Regions from separate parts of the Homo sapiens genome. Here region 2 is linked to region 1. The links are chromatin loops, found by intact Hi-C in ENCODE. Cell type or tissue: GM12878. All regions are shown on one strand.

The links. Peaks named below come from ENCODE experiments on the same cell type or tissue, not always from the same donor. Only the 100,000 strongest peaks of a DNase experiment are listed, where the experiment ranks them.
Region 2: a loop joins it to region 1, with 9 times the contacts of the local background. A loop is called at or near these places in 21 of 110 quality-filtered maps.

Annotation. Positions count from the first base shown.
Region 1 is chr1:38,582,714-38,590,713 of GRCh38, forward strand. No RefSeq gene overlaps it. Among named protein-coding and RNA genes, the nearest start is that of LINC01685, 110 kb to the left of the region's middle. In GM12878, a CTCF peak has its summit at 4,529; DNase peaks (open chromatin) are centred at 2,908 and 4,483.
Region 2 is chr1:38,040,196-38,048,195 of GRCh38, forward strand. POU3F1 (POU class 3 homeobox 1) reads right to left here and starts at 6,598. Exons shown (of 1, transcript NM_002699.4): 1 at 3,634-6,598. The coding sequence starts at 6,548. The coding sequence ends at 5,193. It overlaps MIR3659HG (MIR3659 host gene), which reads left to right and starts at 6,939. Exons shown (of 5, transcript NR_168386.1): 1 at 6,939-7,419. RefSeq lists a silencer at 6,659-6,988 and enhancers at 6,901-7,401, 7,402-7,902. In GM12878, a CTCF peak has its summit at 491 (motif pointing right); DNase peaks (open chromatin) are centred at 487 and 6,837; H3K4me3 peaks cover 2,066 bases; H3K27me3 peaks cover 1,095 bases.

The sequences.
Region 1 (8,000 bases):
ATTAAAACGTCTTTTCTACCTAGGCAGTACCATTCAGGACACAGGCACAGGCAAAGATTTCATGGCGAAGATGCCAAAAGCAATTGCAACAAAAGCAAAAATTGACAAATGGGATCTAATTAAACTAAAGATTTTCTGCACAGCAAAAGAAACTATCAACAGAGTAAACAGACAGAATGTGAGAAAAATTTTGCAAACTACACATCTGACAAAGGTCTAATATCCAGTATCTATAAGGAACTTAAACAAATTTACAAGAAAAAAAACAAGCAACCTGTTAAAGGTGGGCAAAGGACACGAACAGACACTTCTCAAAAGAAGACATAACATGTATGTGGCCAAAAATCATATGAAAAAAACTCAACATCACTGATCATTAGAGAAATGCAAATCAAAACCATGAGATACCATCTCACACCAGTCAGAATGGCTATTTTTAAAAAATCAAAAAATAATGGATGTTGGCAAAAGAATGCTTACACACTGTTGGTGGGAATGTAAATTAGTTCAACCATCGTGGGAGACAGTGTGGCGATTCCTCAATGACCCAAAGACAGAAATAACATTTGACCCAGCAATCCCATTAATGGGTATATACCCAAAGGAATATAAATCATTCTATTATAAAGACACATACATGCTTATGTTCATTGCAGCACTATTCACAATAGCAATGGAATCAATCTAAATGCCCATCAATGACAGACTGGATAAAGAAAATGTGGTACATATACACCATGGAATACTATGCAGCCATAAAAAAGAATGAGATTATGTCCTTTTCAGGGACAGAGCTGGAGCTAGAGGCCATTATCCTTAGCAAACTAACACAGGAACAGAAAACCAAATACCAAGTGTTCTCACTTACAAGCGGAAGCTAAATGCTGAGAACACATGACACATACAGGGGAAGAACAAACACTGGGGCCTATCGAAGGGTGGGAGTGAGAGGAGGGAGAGGATCAGGAGAAATAACTAATGGGTACTAGGCCTAATACCTGGGTGAGAAAATAATCTGCACAACCAACCCCCATGACACATATTTACCTATGTAACATACCTGCACATATACCCCGAACTTAAAAGTTAAAAAATAGAATGTCTTCCTCCCTCACTTCAATCATATTGCTGCCCATTTGTCACCTCCAGAGAAACACATTCCCTGACCACTCCATCGAAACCTAATATCTGTTTACTGTCTGCCTCTCCCACTATAATATAAACTCCTTGAGAGCAGGGCCTTGGTCTTATTCATGGATGTATCTCCAGTGCCTTGAACGGCCTATCACACAGCAGGTGCTCATTAAATATTTGCCAAATGAACAAAATGAATCACCTCATACATTCCCATTCACAATAACCCTTTCTTGTGTTAATTTCTACAAAAGAGTCTCATGAGGATGAGTCTCATGAAGTCTCAAGAGTCTCATGAAGGAAGATTCATCACCAATGGCATGTTCAATAGACAAGTCATAGAGGCAAGGAAGAGGCGGGAACTCACCCTGACAGTACCTGCCCTGCTGGGCACCATCATGTACATTATTTCATTTAATCTCTACAGGAAAGCTGTGAGGCACAATTATTTCCCCCAAATTTCAAAGCTAAAAGGGCTACATAACATTAGAATTCGTTGGTTGTAAGCAACAGGAGTAATGTTTACTAACGTAGGCAAAGAGGGAATTCTCAATAGGAGGAATGAGGTCATTCACAAGATTGAAGGAAAAACTTCAAAAAAGATGGAGAGCAGAGCAGCTGCAGAGACCCAGGCCCGAGGTGCCAATGGTTCCCACTGGCATTTGACCTGCTGTCTCTCTGTTCAAGATTCAGATTCCTTCCCAAGGGAGAGTCTGATTGGCAGAGCTTGGATCATGTGACTCCCCTTAGCCAGGAGAGGTGAGGAGAACTTGATTGACAGGCTTACAAGCACCGCACAGGATGGGAGATGGGGCTGCCCAAGGGAAATGGAGATGCTATTAGCAGACAAATGAGGACAGGACAAAACAAGAGCAGGTCACTTCCAGGGCTCACAGATCACGGATCCAATGCCCTGCTTGTGCAGAAGCTCAGAGGGGCAAGTGCTCAGCCCACGGTCACACAGGGCGGACACAGGTCCAACACATAGGCCTCCTGGCCCCAGACTTGTGTGAACGTCAAGTCTCACCAGAAGTGGGTATCCAGATCCTTTTACTTCAAACAAGCCCACAAGGAACAACTCTTGCTCTCGTCATGCTTGGAGGTCTTAGCACCACTGTGGACTTTCTTCCACGGTCTCTGAATCCAGGCTCTAAAATACACCCGCTCTAAAATACACCCACTCAAAGGCTCTTCTGAACTTCTTTAACTGCTGCACTGATGGCCACTGGATCTCAAGTGAGAACTAGCATTGCCGACTTCAGGAAGTGACTGTCATAACTAATTTATTTTCATGTCTGTTGTGAAGCCCTCCTGGGGTGGTATAATCCACAGATACAAGCCTGCTTCACCTCTACTAGAAGGGTTTTAAAAATGAAATTAGACATGTTTTTGAGGCAAAATCTCTCACAGCTAACTCCCTGGTTTGGCACAAATTCTCTTAGCATTCGTGACCAAAGGAGACTCCTCCAAACCATTTCCTGTCATCTCCTCTGAGCTGTCAACTTTGATTATTCCTTTCCTGGTACTGTGCCTTGTCTTATACTAAAGGAATAATAAATACCTCCTTTCCCTTTTCTAAATCTAGGACTACCCTGGCACTTTCTATTTCCTACTTTACACAAAACTTTTCAGAAGAAGCTCAAAGGCAATGGCAGCAGTTGCAATAATAAATCACTAGGGAATGAGACCGAGGCTGTTTCTAGGCAGTGACCCAGGAACTGGCTTGTTTGTCCAACATGTGGTGAGCCTACTATGTGCCAGGCCTTCCCCTGTTCTTCCCTCACTGGGCCATTGGCAGTCAGTGTCTTCAGCCATCAGTCAACCAGAACTGCTCTCTGTGGTCCCCCATGGAAGTCCCCTTTCAGCCCTCATTCCCATTCACTTCTTAGCAACGTTTCTTCACCTTGTTCTTCTGTATCCTCCTCACCAGAGCGCAAGCTGCCTGAGGGGGGGACTTTTGTTTTGATCACCACTGACATATCTGCCTCAGAATCCAGAATAGTGCCTGGCACATAGTAGGCACTCAATAAATAGCTGTTGTATGAACAGACGGATGAACCAATGAACCAATAAATGAATGGATCCCTCGTTTCCTTGGAACTCCCTAAATCCCCACACACCAGTATCTCTGGATTCTAGCACAGTGCCTGACACATAGTAAGCGCTTTAAAAATGTGCAATATGCTTGAATAAAATTCTCCTCCCCCTTCTCACTTTGCTCCTTCCCCTCCTTCCTCAGGAATTTCTTTGTCCCTCCTCCTCCCCTTGGCCCCTTATTAAGTGTCTACAGTCCTTGGGGTTTTGTCCTTGTTCCTCTGCAATTCCCACTCTGCAGAAAATGCTCTGTGAGTGATCTCATCCACTCCCACGCTTTCAGCTTCCATCCCCACACCGATGCATGAAGCTGAAAGTAGAAAAAAAAAAAAAAAAACTAAACTAAAAACCGAAATCATTGACTTGGAAGTCCTTAGGAACCTCAAAGCTTGGCAGGTTGAAGGTGTGGCAGAATAATGGATTGAAAATTTAATTTACATTTTGTTTTCCCTGATGTAAGAGAGTCAGAGAAATGATGCGTATTTTATTCTCTGTAATTTTTCCTCACCAATTCTAAGAAAGTACCCAGGACATCTTGCCTCGGGGACGGTGGTGTTGGCTAGACTGAGGGCAAAATTAGCCTGAAGCCTGGCACTTGCCTTTGAAAACAAACTCAGCAAGATAATTCTGGGTCAGAGTTTCTCAGCCTCAGCACTGTTGGCATTTTGAGATGGATAATTTTTTGTTGTGAGGCCATCCTGTGCGTGCCTACCATCATCCCTGGCCTCCATCTCCTAGATGCTAGGAGCACCCTTCCCGCAAGTTGTAACAACCAAAAATCTCCCGGCAATGCCAAACATCCCCTGGGGATGGGGCACAGTGGAGCACGGGGTGGGTGGGTGGGTTACGGGGAGGTGGGAGTGTCGATGGGGGCGGGGCAGGGAATTATCCCTGGCTGAGAAACACTGTGCTAGATAGATCATCCACAAAAGGAGAGAACAGGGGCCCGATGGAAACTGCCAACCTTGGGAATTGGACAGCTTCCCCTACACTGGGAATGGGGGACCCATGAGATTCCAGGAACCACAGTTGGTTCCTCCTTGTTATGTGCTGGGCCACAACCAAAACACAGGTTTCCTTTCCCAGGATCCTCCTGGCTTAGCACGGTCTCTAGTCCTTCCAAGATGGCAGCAGTGTGTAGAGGGAAGGCAGTCTTGGAGCTCTCAGAGTCATTTGGGGTGCTGACTTCCTCGGTCCCGAATGCCTGCCTGCAGGCTTCTGCCTGGTTCCCTGGCTGGGTCCGTGGGCCAGTGATTTCTAGCCTCCCTCTCCACCCCAGGGCTGCTCTTGGCTGCCCCCTTGCTGTCAGGAGCCCCTACTGCAGCAAGACACAGATCAAATCTGTGGGAAGTTTGCTCCTTGTTAGGATAACGTTTGACAAACTGCTTAAAGCATCCCCCAAATCCCCTCAATGTCTTTAGTCCTCTGAGGCTGAATCTTCCAGTAAAGATGACATCCTTTTTAGATCTCTGCTCCCTCCTTGTCAGAAAGTTGTACTCTATGGGCCAGGTACCGTGGCTCATGCCTGTAATCCCAACACCTTAGGAGGACAAGGTGAGGGGATCACTTGAGCCCAGAAGTTTGAGACCAGCCTGGGCAACATAGTGGAGCCCCGTTTCTACAAAAATAAATAAATTAGCCAGGCGTAATGGTGCACTCCTGTAGTCCCAGCTACTCGGGAGACTGAGGTGGGAGGATGGCTTGAGCCCAGGAGGTAGAAGTTACAGTGACCGGTGATTGCACCACTGCACTCCAGCCTAGGTGACAGAGAGAGACCCTGTCTCAAAAAATAAATAAATAAATAAATAAAGCTGTATTCTACATAGCACCAAAGAATGAACACTGCCCAGTGAACGATGATTTCAACTCCATCTCCTCAAAATTGTCCTGCACTTTACAGAAGCTCCTGCTTCACTGAGTCCTTATAAGTGAGTGACATTTTGCAAATACATTGGACTTCCCATTGGTTCCTCCCCAACAGCCACTGGCAACTGGCCAGGCCCAGAAATCCAGATGTGTCCTCTCCATCTGCTAAGTCCTGCCAGACATATGAAGGATGCTTTCTCTTTATCCTTTTCTGTCAGGAGTGTCTGGTAATCCCACTCCTAAACAACCCTGAACATCCCTGCATTTCTGCCAAGCTCTCTAAGGCATTCCAAACTCAGGGCATGCTGTCTCCATCACTGTTGGTTTGTTTGGTGTCCTGTAATGCACGCACATTCTCATCTTCCCAAATGTCTTATGTGCAACCATAGATGGAATTACATATGGACTCTTGGACTTGGGAATAATGCCATGAATTAACATTCTCTTCTAAAATGAATTAATATTTTCCCCTAAAACATTTGTTTATAGAGAATCTTTCTAAAGTGCTCTCTCAAAAAGTCCTGTAACTCTCTTCCAGGGATTCCTTTTTTCACAGCCCATTGATGAAGAGAAAACACGTTTCTCGTTGCTTGAGGTTTCCCTATCAATTTCTCTGTACAGTCCTCAAGTTCTGGGATCGCCAAAGTCCAGTGGGTTCTTCTGCCTCGGAGACTGCCAGCTGAGGCGTGTCAGAGGTCATCCTCCTGCGTCCCAGTTTTTATGTCATGGTAAGTACCAGCAAAAGGCCTGTGTTGGTTGAGTGATGGCCTATCTCTCTCTGCCCATTGCTAATTGGGGTGCACAGAGAATGTATGCGGAGACTGGCAAGATGCTGCCGCCTGTCTATGACCCGTGAAGGAAGGCTAACCCCGGACAGAGGGGAGACCTGGTCCCACTGCATGGCTCAGTTTGTCCAGAGATGCTGTGGTAATGCCTCACCATAGCAGGTCCACAACCTCTCAACCCCACCACCCACCCTGGGAAGTTTCAAGCTCCCACAACATACCCCAGGCAGGGTCATTCTCTGCACCTGGGCCACTGACATCAGGCCCCATCAGAATTTGTAAAGGAACATGGGCTAGGTCGTGGGCATAGAATGACTGAAACAATAGTGATTTCTATGTTCAAGATACTTCTTCCTTCATTTGCCTAGACCTCTTTGAGGTTTCACTGGCCTCAGAGAGAAGGCCTGGGATTACAGGATGGTAGCTTCCATAGAAGGGCCTTGGATCACAGGCAGGTTTGAACCTATGATTTCTTGGGCCTGTCTTGCTCTGGCCTTGGGCAGAGAACCACCCCCATTACTCACACATTGTGCCCCAATCCCACCCACTGAGAGGCCCTGGGACCTGGCTGGGAATCAGGAGCCCCACCCACCCCTCCCACCGGTGGGTAGAACATGCAAGCTGTTGTGTCACTCTGAGCTCAGTCCTGGCCTGTGTTCAGGGCTCTGGGCCAAGCCTCCAGGGGTTCAGTAAGCTGCAGACTCCCCCAGGGCCCTGGGAGTGGAGCACTGTCCTGGGCATCTGCCTGGTTACTCCTCTCACCTCCACAGCTTTGGCTTCATTTACATCACCCTGAATCTTGTTCTGAAAAATCTTTTACAGTAGGAAGGAACCCAGCCAGGGGACCTCTCTGGCCAGGGGCCAAACTCCAAATCAGAGCATTCAGAAGACTCTGCTGCTCACATCCAACCTGCTTCCCCTCTGGCCTGTGGACAATGACTCCTGAGGATCAAACCCACAAGGGAGTGTATTTCTCAGCCTTGGACTGGCCTTGTTCAGGTTTTCTCCTCTCTCCCTACACCCTCCACTCCCCCAGCATAGAGGTTCTAGCTGCCCAGGGCGGGCACTACACAGATGGACTAATTGGGACTGGCACCCATGGGTGTGAAAATCGTCAACTATCTATACTGATTAATGGGTTAGTGTCAACCTGGAGAAGAGTTTAAAGACTGCCCTCAATGTCTGTTTTTAATGTCCTAAACCAGCATACACTTTCATGGGGGGCAGCATCTGTGCCAGGTGCTGTGTATAGCACATTCACAGAATCCATCTCTCTGCGGCCTGAGTAAAGACATCCAGGGCAGACAGAGCAGGAGGCCAGGAGGGGCAGCAAGGAGGCCAGGAGCTAGAATCAGGACATGAGAAGACCTTACTGGCTGGAGCAATTGGACAAAATAGAATGTTCTGGGGACCCAGGGCAAATCCTGGACTTCTGGCAACACAGTGAACGGAGCTGATACAAAAGGGCCTCCCACCTCCCACAGCCACATAGATATGAAGATTGCAAACACATAGTTGAGATTAAAAGAAAGAACTGGGATCCCCAGGCCTCTGGTAGAGACCCCAAAGCCAAAGCTATAAGCAGAAACAGAGAGTACAGTGGTCCCAGGTGTCTTGGACCTAGTGACTTGGGGGGGCTGGGATTTTAATAATCCCAGGGGCTGCACTGTGGCCTTCTGCCTGCACAAGGTAAGAGCATCAAGGGTCAAGGAAAACTATTTCCATCAGTTCAAGGAAGCATCAGACAGATTTCTAGGCCCATGGATGGAAATAAATTGTAAGTCATCTGCAAGAAATCAGAATCCTAGGTGACTCTTCCGTGTAGGTCTGAATTTATATTCCCTAGGTGGTGGAGGAGCCCCAGGCTGCCCCCCGCCCCCACATACACACCCAGAATGATCGGAAATATAAAAGACATTCCACAATCCATGAGACAATCTGAATATCCACTAACAGGAGAACTACTACATTACAGTATCCGCATACAACATTTAGAATGCATGATATATAGCTATATGTATCAACATGGATAAATTTCTTTAAAAAACACAATTTTGAGTAAAAGGAAGCAAATTGAAAAGAAGTAAAAAGGATGATGCTTGTTCTTGTTTATGTTTTCTA
Region 2 (8,000 bases), 540 kb before region 1:
AGAGCTTAGTGCCAAAGACCAGAAAGCTAGTCTTAGACTGCCCAAACTGTGGTGTGGGTGTGACCATGGGTGTCTTAGCATGCGTGTGAGTGAGCAAGGTGGTGAGAGCCTGGATTGGGGTTTTAACTGGTTGAGGGGAGGAGTGATGGGGATGGGGATGAGTGGAGAGAGAGAGAGAGGAGGTGGTGTATGATCGTGGGTTTCTGAGAGTGGCTGTGTGAATGGGCAGGGTGGAAGATGAGAGGGAAGGGTCATGGATTAGTGTGTGTGTGTATGTATGTGTGTGTGTGTGTGTGTGTGTGTGTGAGAGAGAGAGAGAGAGAGAGAGAGAGAGAGGCAGGCTTGCTTCTTTTGGAGGCTAAAGTTGCCTCTGCTCTAACTGGCAGTCCTCCTCGAACAGCCCACTTGAAGCTGACTTTTTAAGGGCATGCTTAGGTTCAAGGTGGCTCTGGTAACTGCTACCAGGTCCCAGTTCAGGGACCAATAGAGGGCAGTCCTCCCACATGGAGGCCTCAAGAGGCAGCAAGGGGAGCCCTAAATGGCCAAACACCATTTCAACTCCAGAGCCTTCAAATGTGACAGGCAGGGACAAAACGGATGGCTCCTCCAGCTACCTCTGGTCTCAGTCTCTGAGCCAGAGGCCCTGGGTAGATCATCTTGGCTGAGCTTAGGAGAGTAACTAGGCCTGATAACCAGTCTCCTCTCACTCCACCCTCTGCTTAGGTGGGTCTCCTTTTTGGAGCTGAAGCCCTGCTAGGGAAAGTTCCAGGGAGGGAGGCAGCCCGGCCCTGGATGTGTCATTGGAGGCCCAGAGCCTCTCCAGGGGAGGATGAGTTCTAAACGGCTCTAAGTGGGCACCTGCGATTGGGGGTCAGTTAGTCCTATGGACATCCAGTCAAGTCCTAAGGTCAAGGGATGATTGCATAGGACCTAAGGCATGCAACATATAAATTAGTGCAACCTTCTGGGCAGTAGGTGGGGGAGAATATAATGTCGTCACGCCTCAAGGCAGGATACCTTCTGGGTTTGCCTTGATGACCGCAGGTGACTAAGATGACCATTTTCCTTCCTTTTGGTATTGGCCAACCTCCATTCTACAAATATTCTTCCTGCTGAAAGCATTAGCAGTGTAGCCTGGGTTTTCTTTTCCCTCTCCTACCTCTGGGATTGGCTGTGGCTTTGCACACACAACAGCATACACACAAATTCTTACACCAACTTGCAGAGGTTCACATGGGGAGAGAGTTCTAACTACCATAATCTGTGGCCACATCAACATAAACAATAATTTTGTTCAAGTGAGATGCGGAAGGAGATGGGATCAGAAAATTCCCAATATGCTAGGGAAAGCTTGGACTTCCTTGGAGGTTGATGCTAGGGACACATACCTCTCCTGAACAAAAGGAAGTCTGAGGCTCTCAGGCACAAGCAGGTAGATATACATACCCTTGGGACGGAGAGACTGCATCAAGCCCACAGTTGGCTGTGCTTGTCCTAACTCTATTCTATCCAGGGAAAAAGATTTCTCTTTCCTATAAAGTGCTGAGATTCCTACCATGTAGGGGCCTTCTGCGACCAAGGGGTTGATCACCAGGTAGCTATCTCATGCTGGTATCTCATTAAGCCAGATCCTTGCAAAGTAAAAGATTTTCTTCCATCCCTTTTTCCACTTTTTTTTTTTCTCATTTTTTTTTGTTCTACTCCTCAGCTGCTGCTGGTTCTTGGGAGGCTGCTTTGTTTTGCTATTTTTGAGTTGACTTGCTTAAATAATAAACCCACCCTCTTGTAGAGGATTAAGCAGACAATTAGGAAATCAATCAATCAATTGGTGTCAGCTGCAGGCAGAGGCCGGTGAAAGGCCTCATCTTCCCGGTGGCCCTTTCCAACCTCAAAACCTGCTGAGGCTCTGGGCCGCGCAGGCGGCGGGAGCTCTCAGCTTCATTTGCTTCCATTTCAGAGCCTTGAGGCTGGGACAAATCCAGGAATGGAGAAATGAGGGAGCAGGGAGGAGTGTGTGGCGGCTTCAAAGTTTTGTTCTTGGTGGAGTAGGAAATGAGAGGCTGAGGCAGGGTGGTCAGTGGCTCCTGGCTATGCCATTGCCCAGCTGGCCGGTATGTTGCCAGCTTCCTCTTTAGGAAACATGGGAGGGAAGGCTGCCTGGCCCACCAGTGTGGGGAACGGCTGGGACACAGGTGCCAATTACAGGGCTATTCACTCACCTGGCTGGACTGAGCTGAGGAGGAGAAGAAAAAAGGAGCAGGGAGTGAGGGGCTGGGCCTCTAGAAGCCGAGGCAGCCTTTGTACTTGCAGAGACAATTCCCCCCAAGAGTGAGGGCCGAGCGCAGAAAGTCGCCAGGAACTCTCAGCATGGCACAGTCATCCCGAGGCCCTAGCCCCGCCGGGGAGCACCAACTTGGGGCCCTGGGGACACCTCTCTGGACATCCCTGACACCGTCAGCTAGAGCCCAGGCCTCTCACAGGCCTGGACTTGGGCCGCTTCCCTGGCAGGAGGGGCCCCACACGCCCCCTCACTAGGGTCAGCTTTCTCCCCAGCTAAGAGATTGTGCCTTCAAGCTTTGGCTTCACAAAGAGTGAGAGAAACCGCATGTGGCTTCTCCTGAGAGGGGAAAAGAACTGCGTCTACGGAGGAAGCAGGAAGAGCTCTTTTATCAGTATTTTTAAGAAGGGTTGTTTTAAAGGAGAAAATAAGGTCTTGACTGGAACCCAGGTAGTCTGGAGCTCTGCGTCGGGAACCAGATCTGCCCCCAGATACCCTGACTCACTCCAGAAGACAGCATCTGAGGTCTGTGCTCTCCTTCCTATCACTCCCTGCAGTGGTGGCGGTGATGAGGGTCTTGGGTACCCAACCTTGGAAAGAAGATATCAGGTCTTTCTGATGGCACAGTTACCCGTGCCTCCACTTCTCCCCAACAGAAGCTGGGGCAGCGGTTTGTTTGCAGAGACATAAGACCGGCTTTGCCCAAGCAAATTGGCAGGGCTCCCTCCCTAGGCTGACCCAGCTCACGTAGGACCATGAAAGCCACGTCTGTCTAAGCTGTTAGAACTCCCAGTGCATCCAGGGGGGCTTGGGCACCATTTGAGTTTGGGTGGAGAGCCTGCTGGAGTAGGATGGTGGGGCCTCACCAGGCTTCCAGGTGCCCTAGGACTGGGAATGGTAAAGTTGGCTCAGACCTCTCATATAGAGTGCAAGGTGAAATGAAAGTTGGGGGTTGAGGTGTCAGGTGGGGGATTATAGATTCTAGGCTGGTGACCCAGGCCGAGGTGGGCTTCTTTCTTGGTGGAGAAGAGCAGTCGAGTTGTGCATGAACAATGGCTGATCCGAATTCCATGTGGTGTCTTTGGCTCACTGTCCCGGGCCCTGGTTTGGTCTAGGAGAGTCTGTCTACGACAGGGGGACACGAGGCAGCTTCATCTTCCCTAAACTGATGCATCTGAGGCAGGGGCCCAACTGTTGCCCATGTCCTGATATCCACCTGGAAGGTCTGCAGGGTCATCTTCCTCCAAGATCTCTCCTGGTGAGATCAGAACTTCAGGGAGGTGAAGCAGGGGATCCCATCGCTTCACCCCAAAAACCCACCCAGCCCTAGCAGTAAAAAGGACAGGACACAGCCCTGGGGTACATGTTTATGTGAGTAATAAAATATTTACTATAACATAAATATAAAGGGAACTTCCCAGTCTACATTATTTTTTTTTCAATAAAGATACAAAGAGAATGCACCGAAACATTGTTTCAAAAAATAATAAAAATAAAATAACAAAATTTAAATTCAAACCTTAACAAACAGAAGAAGAAACGGAGAAGGGGGAAGCTCCAAACACATCCAGAAAATAAATAGAGATGGGTCAGAAATTCGGAAATCATATTAAAATATCTTTTTCGGATTAGTCAGTGTACAAAATCCTTTAGGGTAGGAAGGAAGGGTAACCCGGAAAACCAAAAATAAAAACCAAGCACAAAATGTTTCTTCTCCCCGCCAGTGTGTACATATCTCACATATTTACATGGTTCCCACCTCACCCCAAACTTGGGGAATTTCTCTCCCGGCCTCCCCTGGCATCCCGCATCCCGGCGGGCTGGAAAGGGAGCAGAGGGAAGCTGCAGGGAATCAGGCGGAGGGTTCTCAGGGAACGGCTTATTTCTACAGCTGGTTAAAAAACAATCTCTCTAACTTTTCCAAGTTTCGTTTGGTGTGGCCAGGAGGGCAGGGCCCCGCGGGGAGCAGGGGCCGCGCTATGCGGCGGTCGGTCTGCAGCAGGGCAGAAGCCCCTTCCCGTCTGGGTGTGTGGGAGCGCAGACCCCTCCGGCGTGGCCGGGAACCAAGCCGGGGCTCGGATGAAACGAAACGAAAAATGAACACTCGAATTTTTTTTGTTAGTTTTTTTTTTTTTTTTTTGCTTTTTTTTGGGGGGAGGGTAGGGTAGGGAAATATAAGGGGAAAAATAAATTAGGCTAGATTAAAGCTTTGGCTATTTCCTGCTTTTATACACAGACGCGGCTCTCGCGACCTCCCCTCCGGGGCCCCGATAAATACAGTATACTGCGATTTAAATTAAGGGCGCGGGCGGAGTTAGAAGGACCCCAGGAGCCGAGAGGCTCCACGAATAAATAAAAACCGTAAAAAACCAAGCCCGGAGAAAGGGGAAAGCGGGGTGGGGCGCATCCTTATAGGAGAGAAGAGGCGTGTAGCGAATAAAGTGACAGCCCCCCACCCTGGACCCGCAGGCTCAGGAGTCCACGCGGGGAGAGGGGATGGAGAACTCTCCTCGCTTCGTCCTCTCTCCCGGGGAATCCCTAACCCCGCACTGCGTTACCTGTCGCTTTGGGGAGGCCGCTGCCGGGATCCGGCCCCGAACAGCCCGGGGGGGCAGGGGCGGGGGTCGTCGAGGGGATGGGGGCAGAGAGCAGGCGGCGGGCAGGATGCCCGGGGTGAGTTGGCGAGTTCCGGATCTTCGCTCCTCTCTCCCGGGGCTCGGGCGACGCAGCCTACCGGGCTGTCTTCGCCGCTCACCGGAGAGGGTCGTCCGGGTGTTTGGTTTTGTTCGAAAGTTTCTGGGCTTTTTTTTTTTTTTGTAAAATCCAAAGCAACCGAACAAAAAGAGTCCAGGCCGCGCGGGCGGGCTGCGCGCCCGCGCCCTGCAGCGCGCCGGCGGGGGCCCGGCCCGCGGGGTCACTGCACTGAGCCGGGCAGTGTGTGGTGGTGGTGGTGGTGCAGCGCCGCCGGCGGGGGCGGTGGGGGCGCGGAGGGTGGCGATGCGCCGCCCCCGCCAGGCCCTAGCTCCCCAGGCGCGTATACATCGTCCATGGGCGGGTGGCCCGCGCCGGCCGCAGGGGTCATGCGCTTCTCCTTCTGCCGCCGGTTGCAGAACCAGACGCGCACCACCTCCTTCTCCAGCTGCAGGCTGTCTGCCAAGCCGGTGATCTCGTGCGCCGAGGGCTTGGGGCACTTGAGAAAGTGGCTCTCGAGCGCGCCTTTGACCCCCACCTCGATGGACGTGCGCTTCTTGCGCTTGCGGCCCTGCGCCGCGATCTTGTCCAGGTTGGTGGGGCTGCCGCTGGACGAGTCGGTCTCCTCCAGCCACTTGTTGAGCAGCGGCTTGAGCTTGCACATGTTCTTGAAGCTCAGCTGCAGGGCCTCGAAGCGGCAGATGGTGGTCTGCGAGAACACGTTACCGTAGAGCGTGCCCAGCGCCAGCCCCACGTCGGCCTGCGTAAAGCCCAGCTTGATGCGCCGCTGCTTGAACTGCTTGGCGAACTGCTCCAGGTCGTCCGAGCTGGGCGCATCCTCGTCCGAGTGCTCGCCCACCGATGAGCCGCCGCCGCCCGCGCCCGGGTGCAGGTGCGCCGCCGCCGCGTGCAGGCCGCCCGCGTGTGCATGTCCGTGTGCGTGTCCGTGGGCGCCCAGATGCGGCGGCGGCGACGGCTCCAGCTGCGCCTCGTGGCCATCCTCGTGCAGCGCGTGGTGCAGGCCCGGCCCCGCGCCGCCACCGCCCGCCGCCAGCATCCCGGCCAGGCCGCCGCCGCCGCCCCCCGGGTAGGCCGCCTGCGCGTACAGCCCGAGCGGCTGGGGCTGGTGGCCCCCGCTGGCCCCGGGCGAGGGCGACATGGCCGGGCCCAAGTGGTGCGCTGTGCTGCCCTGCGCCCATGCCGCGCCCGCGTGGGCCGCCCCCTGGTGCACCAGGCGCGCGTGGAAACCTCCGCCGCCGCCGCCGTCGTCGGCTCGGCCGGTGCCGCCGCCGCCTGCCTTGCCGTGTTCTAGGTGCGGGCCGCCGGCCCAATCGCCGCCGCCGCCTCCTCCCGTGGGTAGCCACTGGGGGTGCGCTAGGCCCACGGGGTGGCCCGCGCCCGCGCCCAGCCACTCGTGGTGCATCAGCTTCTGCACTTCGCGGTACGCGGCCCCTGCATGCAATCGCTCCGCGGCCGCCGCCGCCGCCGCCGCCGCCGCGGCGTCCGGGTGCATAAGCGGCCCGGTGCCCCCGGCTCCGCCACCGGGGCCCCGCGGCAGGTACTGCGCGGTGGTGGCCATGCCGCCCCGCGCCCTGCGCCGCGCCGCCGCCGCCGCTCCGCTCCGTCTGCGGGCCCCGCCGCCTCGCTCCGCCGGCTTAAAGCCCCGACCCGCTCGGCGCTCCGGAGCCCCACCCCGCCCGCCGCCCATTGGCTGCCCGCGGAGCTGCCTCCCGCCTCCCCTGCCCGGCCCCCGCCCCGCGCGCCCGCCCGCCACCCTGCCCGGCCGCCCAGAGCTCTCCATTGGGCGTCGCTCCCGGGGTCCCGCGCGCCGGCCGTGCTGATTGGCCGCTGGGGCTTCATTCACGGCCCCCCTACCGTCCGCGTACACACTCACGCCCCGGGGGCGCGGCCGCCACGTGGGGAGTGGCGCGGGGGTGGCCCTGGGACCGCACCCCCTCTCGTCCTGGCTGTGTGGGCCCCGCTTTCCCCCAGCGCTGGAGACTCCGAGCCCGGCCGGTCCCACATTCCACGCGAGCTGAATTCCCGCCCGCATCCCGCCCGGGCAGCAGGGATTGCCGGCTCCGGGAGGCGCTCGGGCTCCGAGAAGCGGCTCAGCCCCGCGCCCCTCCCTCCTCAGTACCGCTGCCGGCGGACCAGGATTCCCGCGGGTCCTGGCGGCTGCGAGCGCGAGGCGGCGCGGATTCGCGGCTCGGTTCCGGCGCGACTGCTCACCGCGCCCGCCTCGCCTCCCGCGGCTGCCAGCGTGCACTGGGCGCTCCTCGGCGCGTCTGCCCGGCCCGTCTCGGCTTTCCTTCTCCTTCCTCTAGTCCCAGCGTCACAACTCCGCCGACCTCCTCTGCCCTGAGAGCGCGTCCGGTGCGGGCGGAGTCGGACGGACTCTGGCTTCACGCCTCGCGCGGGCACACCTTCTCCCGGGCACTGAGGCCCAGGTGAGTACCGCGCGGGCAGCTGGGGCTGGGACGGCGGGCGGCAGCGGTTCTACAGTCCTACGCGAGCCCCTGGTACCCGGCCGCGCTCCGGGGTTCCAGAAGGAGAAGATCTCGAGGTGGAGACTGTGGCTCCGGGGAAAACGCTGCTGGCAAGGGCGCTAGTTGGGGGTGGACGTTGGGCCCAGGGGTATCTGACCTGCGCCGCTGCAGCCTTCTCGCTCCTTCTCCCAGCTTGAACGGCTCATCGGCTGTGGTCGTGGTGGGATCACGCCCCGGGAGAGGAGAAGGATGGGCTCAGGGAAGGGGCTCGGGCTCTCCAGAAATCCGGCGTGCAGGCCGGGAGCTGTCCAGCCTCGCTAAGAGCCCTGGGCTAGAGTTTGCCCGGACTTGCCTGGAGCTGCTGAAAAGGGAATTGAGATTGAGGAGGCCTTGTTGGAAAGGTGGGCAGTGGAATTTAGCTACCTCCTCACGCCCCAGCCCTTGAGGACTCCCTGAAGGATCTTGAGTGGAGTCGGACCTCACTGCAGTTCCTTTGTGCCTTCTTACCCGACCTTGGGCCCCAGGCTGAGGGTACTGAGCTG